3 separate regions of the Homo sapiens genome follow, and regions 1 and 2 are each linked to region 3. A link is an interaction called in ENCODE POLR2A ChIA-PET data of the cell type or tissue named here. Cell type or tissue: HepG2. All regions are shown on one strand.

Region 1 (2,500 bases), 200 kb after region 3:
CACCCAGCTTGAGAGTGTGTTCTCGGAAGGCCAGTTCCTGGTATCCTCCCTCGATGATCAAACGTGAGAGTGCCCTGGCTGTGGATCACACTGTCACTGCCCACGGCCAGAGGTCAGAACCCATTTGGAAATATAAATGCTGCCTTACCCAGGATTCAAAGGCCTCCATGAGCTCCCCTAAGACTTTGTAGAGGTTAAGACTGGAATGAAAAGTGTGACTCAGTCTCGCTCAACGCCGAGTGACAGTGTGGGAGAAGTGTGTTGCCACAGCAGCTGATAGAGTTGTCCCCAGGGAGAGCATATGCTAGGAAGTTTCTTCGTCATGAGTGTTTTAAACCCTCTTCTTGTGAAGGTCTTAGAAAGGTCAAAGTAATGTGTTCCTTCTGTGATGAGAGTGATTTTTTTTTTTTTGAAAATTTTTTTTTTGAGACGGAGTCTCGCTCTGTCGCCCAGGCTAGAGTGCAGTGGCGCGATCTTGGCTCACTGCAAGCTCCACCTCCCAGGTTCATCCCATTCTCCTGCCTCAGCCTCCCGAGTAGCCTGGACTACAGGCACCCGCCGCCACGCCTGGCTAAGTTTTTTGTATTTTTAGTAGAGTCAGGGTTTCACCGTGTTAGCCAGGATGGTCTCGATCTCCTGACCTCGTGATCTGCCTGCCTTGGCCTCCCAAAGTGCTGGGATTACAGGCGTGAGCCACCGCGCCCGGCCGAGAGTGATTTTTCTTAGAACACAATGCCAAGACATTGAAAACAGTCTCCCTTCTCAGTCCCTTCTTTAAAATGCCCTCATGTCAAAATTTGGATTTGATTCCTACTCTGTTTCCTTCCTCTATAACCACTCAAGAGGAGTGGGGATCTCAATGTCTTAGGAGAAGAATCTCAGTATCTGAGCCACTAAGCAGCCTGGACCCAGTCTCCCACAGCATCTAGAGGTTTTGCAGGGCAATGCTGGGGGAGGCCTGTCCACTTCCCCTCCTCTCCTCTTCCACCTCCTTTTACCTCCCCTTAACCACCCCTTCTTACCCTTGTGTTCTCTTTGCTCATTCCATCGATCTTCTTTAGAGAGACTCGGGACTGGCTTGAATGTATCCAAATAAATACACCTCCTGGAGTTCCTCAGTGAAGTCGAACTTAGCCCGGGCTGTGGCAGGAAGGTGTATGAACCTGGATGCCTCTGACCCATTGGACTTTGGTCCATAGGCAGTGAGAATGGTGTTGTTCATTCTTATGGTTTGGGGAGTGTTGTCTGACAGAGGGGCCTGCTGACACTGTCTCCTCACCCTCTGTGCAGCTTCTGGATGTGAAATTCCAAACCTGGCATCTTCTGGGCCTCCCAAGACTGATTCTTCCTGTTTCCCAACATGCAAATTGCAGGCTCCATAACTCCTCAGGAGCTATTGCTGGCAAAAGGCTATTTTCCCTCACTGAATTTTTGAACACGTTTCAGGATTGTAATGCAGAAGTTTTTATCTCTGATCCTGGGTAGCAGCATTTATTGGCACTGGGGAAGAGGGAAACAACAGAGTGGAGATGGCACACTGTGGGCCTGCTGGCTAAAATGCTTGTGGCTGAAAGCCTGCAGATGTGTTTGGTTTGGTTCGGTTCACATATTTTTTAAATCAGTCAATTTCACGTTGAGAGAAAAATTTTTTAAAAGTGTCTGGCCTAACATGAAAAATCAAAACATCTTCCAACTCAGCAATCACATTTCTAGGGCAATCGGCCATGACAGAGTGTCACTGTCTAATTTTAGGTGGGGGCGGGTGTTTTTACTACAGTCTCCACCACTCCCCATGGTCTCACACCTGGCCTGTGTTTGTGCTCCTGTGCATCTTTGACCTTGGGTGGGGAATATCTTGCATCAGGGTCATGGCTGCTGAGGCTCCTGGGCGTGTGTGCTCCAGAGATAGGCCTCCACTCTGCTCTGACTCTGCTGTTGCTTTGTATGGGGACTGCTCATGCCTTGGGTACGAATCGCTCACTCCTAAAGAGGAGCAGGTGAGAATGTGGGACATCAGAGAGTGCCTGGGTTTGTTTCTTCTCTGAATTTATTAGCCTGAAGAAAGAATTAGTGAAACCTGAAGTTTGGTGGTAGGGTGGGGATAGAAACTGTTGAAGGCCTTGATTTCTATAAATAGTAACCTCCATGTATGTTTGACAGGTGAAAGGAAAGCAAGCCAGGATGGATATTTACGACACTCAAACCTTGGGGGTTGTGGTCTTTGGAGGATTCATGGTTGTTTCTGCCATTGGCATCTTCCTGGTGTCGACTTTCTCCATGAAGGAAACGTCATATGAAGAAGCCCTAGCCAACCAGCGCAAGGAGATGGCGAAAACTCACCACCAGAAAGTCGAGAAGAAAAAGAAGGAGAAAACAGTGGAGAAGAAAGGAAAGACCAAGAAAAAGGAAGAGAAACCTAATGGGAAGATACCTGATCATGATCCAGCCCCCAATGTGACTGTCCTCCTTCGAGAACCAGTGCGGGCTCCTGCTGTGGCTG
Region 2 (2,500 bases), 150 kb before region 3:
AGTTCATTGGTACAACAAATACTATTTAATGGTTGTGGGCCTACGGATGAAACAGACAGACATCCCTGTCTGTTTCAGGTTTACATTCTAGAGTGAGAAGGTAAACAAGACAATAGGGACATCAGTAAAATATCAGGCATGCAGTGGTGCTGAGTGCCACAGAGAGACCATCAGGCAGAGAGGCAGCCGGAGGGTGCTGGGAGCAGGGGCTGCAGTTGAAACAGGGCCGTTCTGGGCAGCATGCGAACCCAGCAGTGGGGATGGGGCGGAGATGTCCCCAGCTTCAGAACCCACCAGTTATGGATCAAGGCAGGTCCGGTGCTTCTCATCCCACTAGGAATAACTCCTGAATCCCTCTCTGTGGCCTGTGGCCGGGACAGTCTGGTCCCTGGCTGCCTCCTGACCTCGTCGTTTATCTTTCCTCTCTGCTGTTCAGCTCCCGCCACAGTGGCCTGTTTCTTTCCTTGCTGCTCCTGCAGCACAGCCCTGACTCGGGGACTTTGCGTGTCCCCTCAGCGCTGCAGGGCCCACTCCTTCCTCTGTCCTGGTCTCTGCTTAGCCAGCGCACGGTCAGGGAGGCATGGGTGGCCAGCCCGCAAGGAGCCAGGCCTCCCAGCACCCCTTCCCTTGTGTGGCCTCCTCCCACATGGGATCTCAGCCGGTCCTGGCTTCAACTAAACAGGACGTGGCAGGCGTGATGCCCTGCCAATTCCAGGCCTAAGCCTTGACACAGCCTGGCAGCTTCTGCTTCTGAATTGCAGGAGCCCCAAGCTGTCATGTAAAGAAGTCTGGCTGCTTTGCTGGAAAGGCCAAATGGAGAGACCACGTGAGAGGCCACATAGACAGGCCTTGTGGAGAGGGAAAGGTGCTGAGACTACCTGGAAGGGGAGCCCAGTTGACCAAACACCCCCACTGAGCCCATCCCCCCAGCCATCCCTGCCAGGACACCAAACATGTAAGTGAGGCATCCCGGCCGTTCCAGCCTGGCCAAGCGCCAGTGGACTGTAGCTGCAGAGAAAATCTGCATAGAACAAAAGTACTGCCGAGCTGAGCCCAGTTAGTCCACAGAATCATGAGAGATAAGCAAATGATTGTTGTTTCAAGTCACTTAGTCTTGAGGTGGCTTAGCATGCAGTGAGATGACTGGAACACCTTCCCTGGCCACCCAAACTCAAATACTCAAATTGCATTTTCTTTCCTTTGCTTTTCTTCTTCCCTTTTTTTTTTTTTTTTTTTTTTTTGACAGAGTCTGGCTCTGTCGCCCAGGCTGGAGTGCGATGGTGCAATCTTGGCTCACTGCAACCTCCGCCTCCCAGGTTCAAACCATTCTCCTGCCTCACTCTCCCAAGTAGTTGGGACTACAGGCGTCCGCCACCATGCCCAGCTAATTTTTATATTTTTTGGTAGAGACAGGGTTTTGCCATGTTGGCCAGGCTGGTCTTGAACTCCTGACCTCAGGTGATCCACCCGCCTTGGCCTCCCAAAGTGCTATGATTACAGGTGTGAGCCACTACACCTGGCCCCTGTGCTTTTCTTCACACTTAAAATCTCCTGACATTTGTACATATATTTGTTTACTGTCCAGCCCTCCCACAGGTCTGTAATCTCGAAGAGGTGGGGAATTTTGTTGAATTTGCTCACTGCTTTCTTCCTGGAGCTCAAGACAGTGCCTAGATCAACACAGGCACTCAATAAATATTTGTAGAAAGAATGTATAAGTATCCATGGCCAGGCGCGGTGGCTCACACCTGTAATCTTAGCACTTTTGGAGGCCAACGTGGGCAGATCATTTGAGCCCAGGAGTATGAGAACGGCCTGGGCAACATAGGGAGACCTTCTCTCTAAAATAAATTAAAAAAAAAATAGGCCCGGCACGGTGGGTCATGCCTGTAATCCTAGCACTTTGGGAGGCCGAGGTGAGTGGATCACTTGAGGTCAAACGTTCGAGACCAGCCTGGCCAACAAAATGAAACCCCATCTATACTAAATATACAAAAAAATTAGCCAGGCATGGTGGTGCACGCCTGTAATCCCGGCTGGTTGGGGAGGCTGAGACGGGAGAATCGCTTGAACTGGGGAGGCGGAGGTTGCAGTGAGCTGAGATCATCCCATTGCACTCCAGCCTGGGTGACAGAGCGAGACTTCATCTCAAAAAAAAAAAAAAAAAGAAAAGAAAAAAATTTAAATAATAAATAAATATCCAATCTTCTAAGATCCAAACAGTCCTGCTTTTAGAATGACCCCTTTACCCTGAGAAAACAAAACAGAACAAAACACTCAATCCCCAGCTTGCAGGGGCACACGCTGTTCTGCGAGGTACATCCTGCAACTGACCTCAGGCATGAAAATCCACACATTTTTCTTGAACTGCACCGTGGAAGATTGATTGGAAAACGAACTGAACATTTAAAAATAAACAATGACTTTAAACAAACTGAGTTCTATGTTTGGACAATCTCCTCTATTCTGGGAGGAAGGGGTGAAGAGCTCTCAGGGCAGA
Region 3 (2,500 bases):
GCATGTGTGGATGGGGTTCATGGTATCCATTTCCCTAAAATCCAGTTCCCTAAAATTGCTTGGCAATTGCTGCTTAGGAGCATTTTGTTTTTCTGAGTCCCTGTCTTTCTTCAGACTCTCACAGAGGCTTGAGGTCCTGGAAAGATTAAGGCCTATAGAAGCAGGGTGTCAATGCACATTTCTTGAATTTAAGAAATTCACAAACTGGGTTGTGGCCCACTAAAAGGATTTTCATTTTCAGCTTTATGGCAAATTGTAGCTTCCCTGGAGGAATTGGAAGCATTCTCGGCGTTTTGCAGGAGAGCTGCTGTTTTGACATCTGCAAAAGCGCAGTCACGTAGGCAGCCCCAGGCTCCAACCAGGGATACAGATGGTCCAGCCTGGGGAAAGAGTGGGCAGGGTGGAGCAGGGGTGCAGGGAAGCCCGGACTCTGCTGCAGGAAGAGTGAACTGAGTGCAGAGTGGGGATGACGGGCGCAGGCAGGGCCCAGGGGGTTGGCTAATCCTGCGATGCTCCTTTAATAGTGCCAGGTGCTAGGATAGCTATTCCCCACTGCCAACTCCCCTGGGCTCTCAAGGACTGCCTTTGGCTGTGCCAGTGTATTTTTAGCCCTCCAGCAAGTGGAACAAAGTGCTCGGAGAGGCGCTGTTTCCCTCTCGGCTGCAGGCAACGCTCCGCACCTTTCTGAGCCGGTGCAAGGGCCCCCTCCAGCAGCAGAGAGGATGTGGGTCTGGCTCGCACCTTCCTCCCACGCCCTCCCTCAGGAGCCTGGGCGCGGGACGTCCTCATCGGTTGGAGAGAGGCGAGTTACCTGTGCTCCCGGTTGTTTAGGGGAGAGCGAGTGGGCTGGCCTTTCCCTAGGAGAGGACTCAGCACAGGGCAGGAGGCTGTCCTGGTGGGATCTGGCCTCTGACGACCACTCACTCTGAGGAAAAAATGATGTGTCCCAAGACCACCTCCAGTTAGGTGGGCAAGGCAGGGCGCTCTAGGCCAGGGGGCTAGGTGGACAGGTGAGCCCCTGACCACAGCCAGAAAAGCCCTCATCCCTGAAGGCTGCCATGAGGGGAGGCGTGGGTGAAAGTGGCAAGAAGCCACTTCCTGGTGACCCAGTGGTAAACACTTGAGGTCAACCTTGAGCATTGATCTGCCAAATATTTGCCTGGGTCACTGACCTAGCATACTTCCTGCCTTCATCTCCTCCCCAGCTGCAACCCGACTGCCCTACCCCTTGATCCTGGAGGGGTAGACATCATTTCCCAGAGAGGCCCTTTCCAGGCACAGTCCCCTCTCATGGGGCATGGGCTGTGGGTGAGGGTGGATGGGCTGGGGACTGGGGCAGGCATCCTCATGGGCCCTTTGAAGTGGCTACCCCAGTGAAGCTGGTCTGAAGCGGTCAAGGTTCACACAGCTGCCCACGCAGAACCAAACTCCACAAGGACCAGGCTGCCAGGGCTCCCTCCCCAACAGCTCCATCACCCGACCCTGGGAAAAAGAGAGACCTTGCCTCTCCAAGCAGGCAGGAGGAGGCCAAGGGGTCTCTGGCCAGGGCCTGGAGAGGCTCTCTCTCTCTCTCTTTCATCACACACACACACACACACACACACGCACACGCACACGCACATGCACGCACGCACGCACACACACACACCCTACTTCCCCTGAGTGCCCACCCTGGGTCGGTCACCATGCTAAGTTCTGCACAGACACTATACCCCACATTGTTGTAACCCTCTGTGAGTTACGTTGCTCCATTTTACCAAGTTGGAAACCAGGATTCAGAAATGTTAGGCAACCTTTCTGAGCTCACACAGCTGCGAGTGGGGAAGCTGGATGTCAGATCCCAGGCTGCCGGATGGCCTGCAGCACCCAAGAAGGAGAGAGAAGGACAAGAAGACCATGCACCTGTTCTGGGAGAGTCTGGGACAAGAGGAGATGTGAGGGCTGGTCGGAGGCAGAGCCGCTGTGCCTGCAGAGCACTGATCATTCACAATCATTTCCCAAAATCGCTTACAGGGAGAGAATTAAACCAACTTGCTTAAGTCATTGTTGTTTGGGATTTTCTGTCACTTGAAGCAAAAATGGTACTAAATAAAACACCTGTAGTCTAAGCCCCTTCCACTAGGCTGGCTGCCTGCTCTCTAAAGGCACCTCTTTCTGTGCCTGGCTGTTCCACAGGCTGCAGCCTTCCCTCTGGCTGTGGCTATCTCTGTATTTCCTTCAAGGCCCAGCTGAAAAGACCACCTCCTCCATGATGCCTTATGTAATTTCTACACATCAGAAATGATGAGTTCCTTTCCCTGCTGTCTCCAGTCTCTCAGTTTATTTCTTGTATTGAAGTCATCATGCCTGATTGGCATGTGATAATCTTCCATTGTGTATCTGTCTTACTCCTCAAGTTGGAAGAGACAGTATTTCCTTCAGCTTAACGGGGATGGTGTGTGGGTAAACCAGCTCTCCAGGAGAAAAAGCACCCTGATTTGTAGTGCTAGCCAATTCCCAT

What was found. Peaks named below come from ENCODE experiments on the same cell type or tissue, not always from the same donor. Only the 100,000 strongest peaks of a DNase experiment are listed, where the experiment ranks them.
Region 1: POLR2A ChIA-PET joins it to region 3 with 5 read pairs; 6 of 35 experiments call an interaction of 5 or more read pairs at or near these places.
Region 2: POLR2A ChIA-PET joins it to region 3 with 5 read pairs; 3 of 35 experiments call an interaction of 5 or more read pairs at or near these places.

What each region holds. Positions count from the first base shown.
Region 1 is chr20:17,660,189-17,662,688 of GRCh38, reverse strand. It overlaps RRBP1 (ribosome binding protein 1), which reads left to right. Exons shown (of 25, transcript NM_001365613.2): 3 at 2,161-2,500. The coding sequence starts at 2,182. Among named protein-coding and RNA genes, the nearest start is that of RRBP1, 21 kb to the left of the region's middle. In HepG2, no CTCF peak of the experiment used is centred here; a DNase peak (open chromatin) is centred at 1,178.
Region 2 is chr20:18,006,085-18,008,584 of GRCh38, reverse strand. No RefSeq gene overlaps it. Among named protein-coding and RNA genes, the nearest start is that of MGME1, 38 kb to the right of the region's middle. RefSeq lists enhancers at 56-616, 617-1,178. In HepG2, no CTCF peak of the experiment used is centred here; a DNase peak (open chromatin) is centred at 1,005; H3K27me3 peaks cover 1,388 bases.
Region 3 is chr20:17,857,944-17,860,443 of GRCh38, reverse strand. No RefSeq gene overlaps it. Among named protein-coding and RNA genes, the nearest start is that of SNORD17, 100 kb to the left of the region's middle. RefSeq lists an enhancer at 630-1,203. In HepG2, a CTCF peak has its summit at 652; a DNase peak (open chromatin) is centred at 1,183.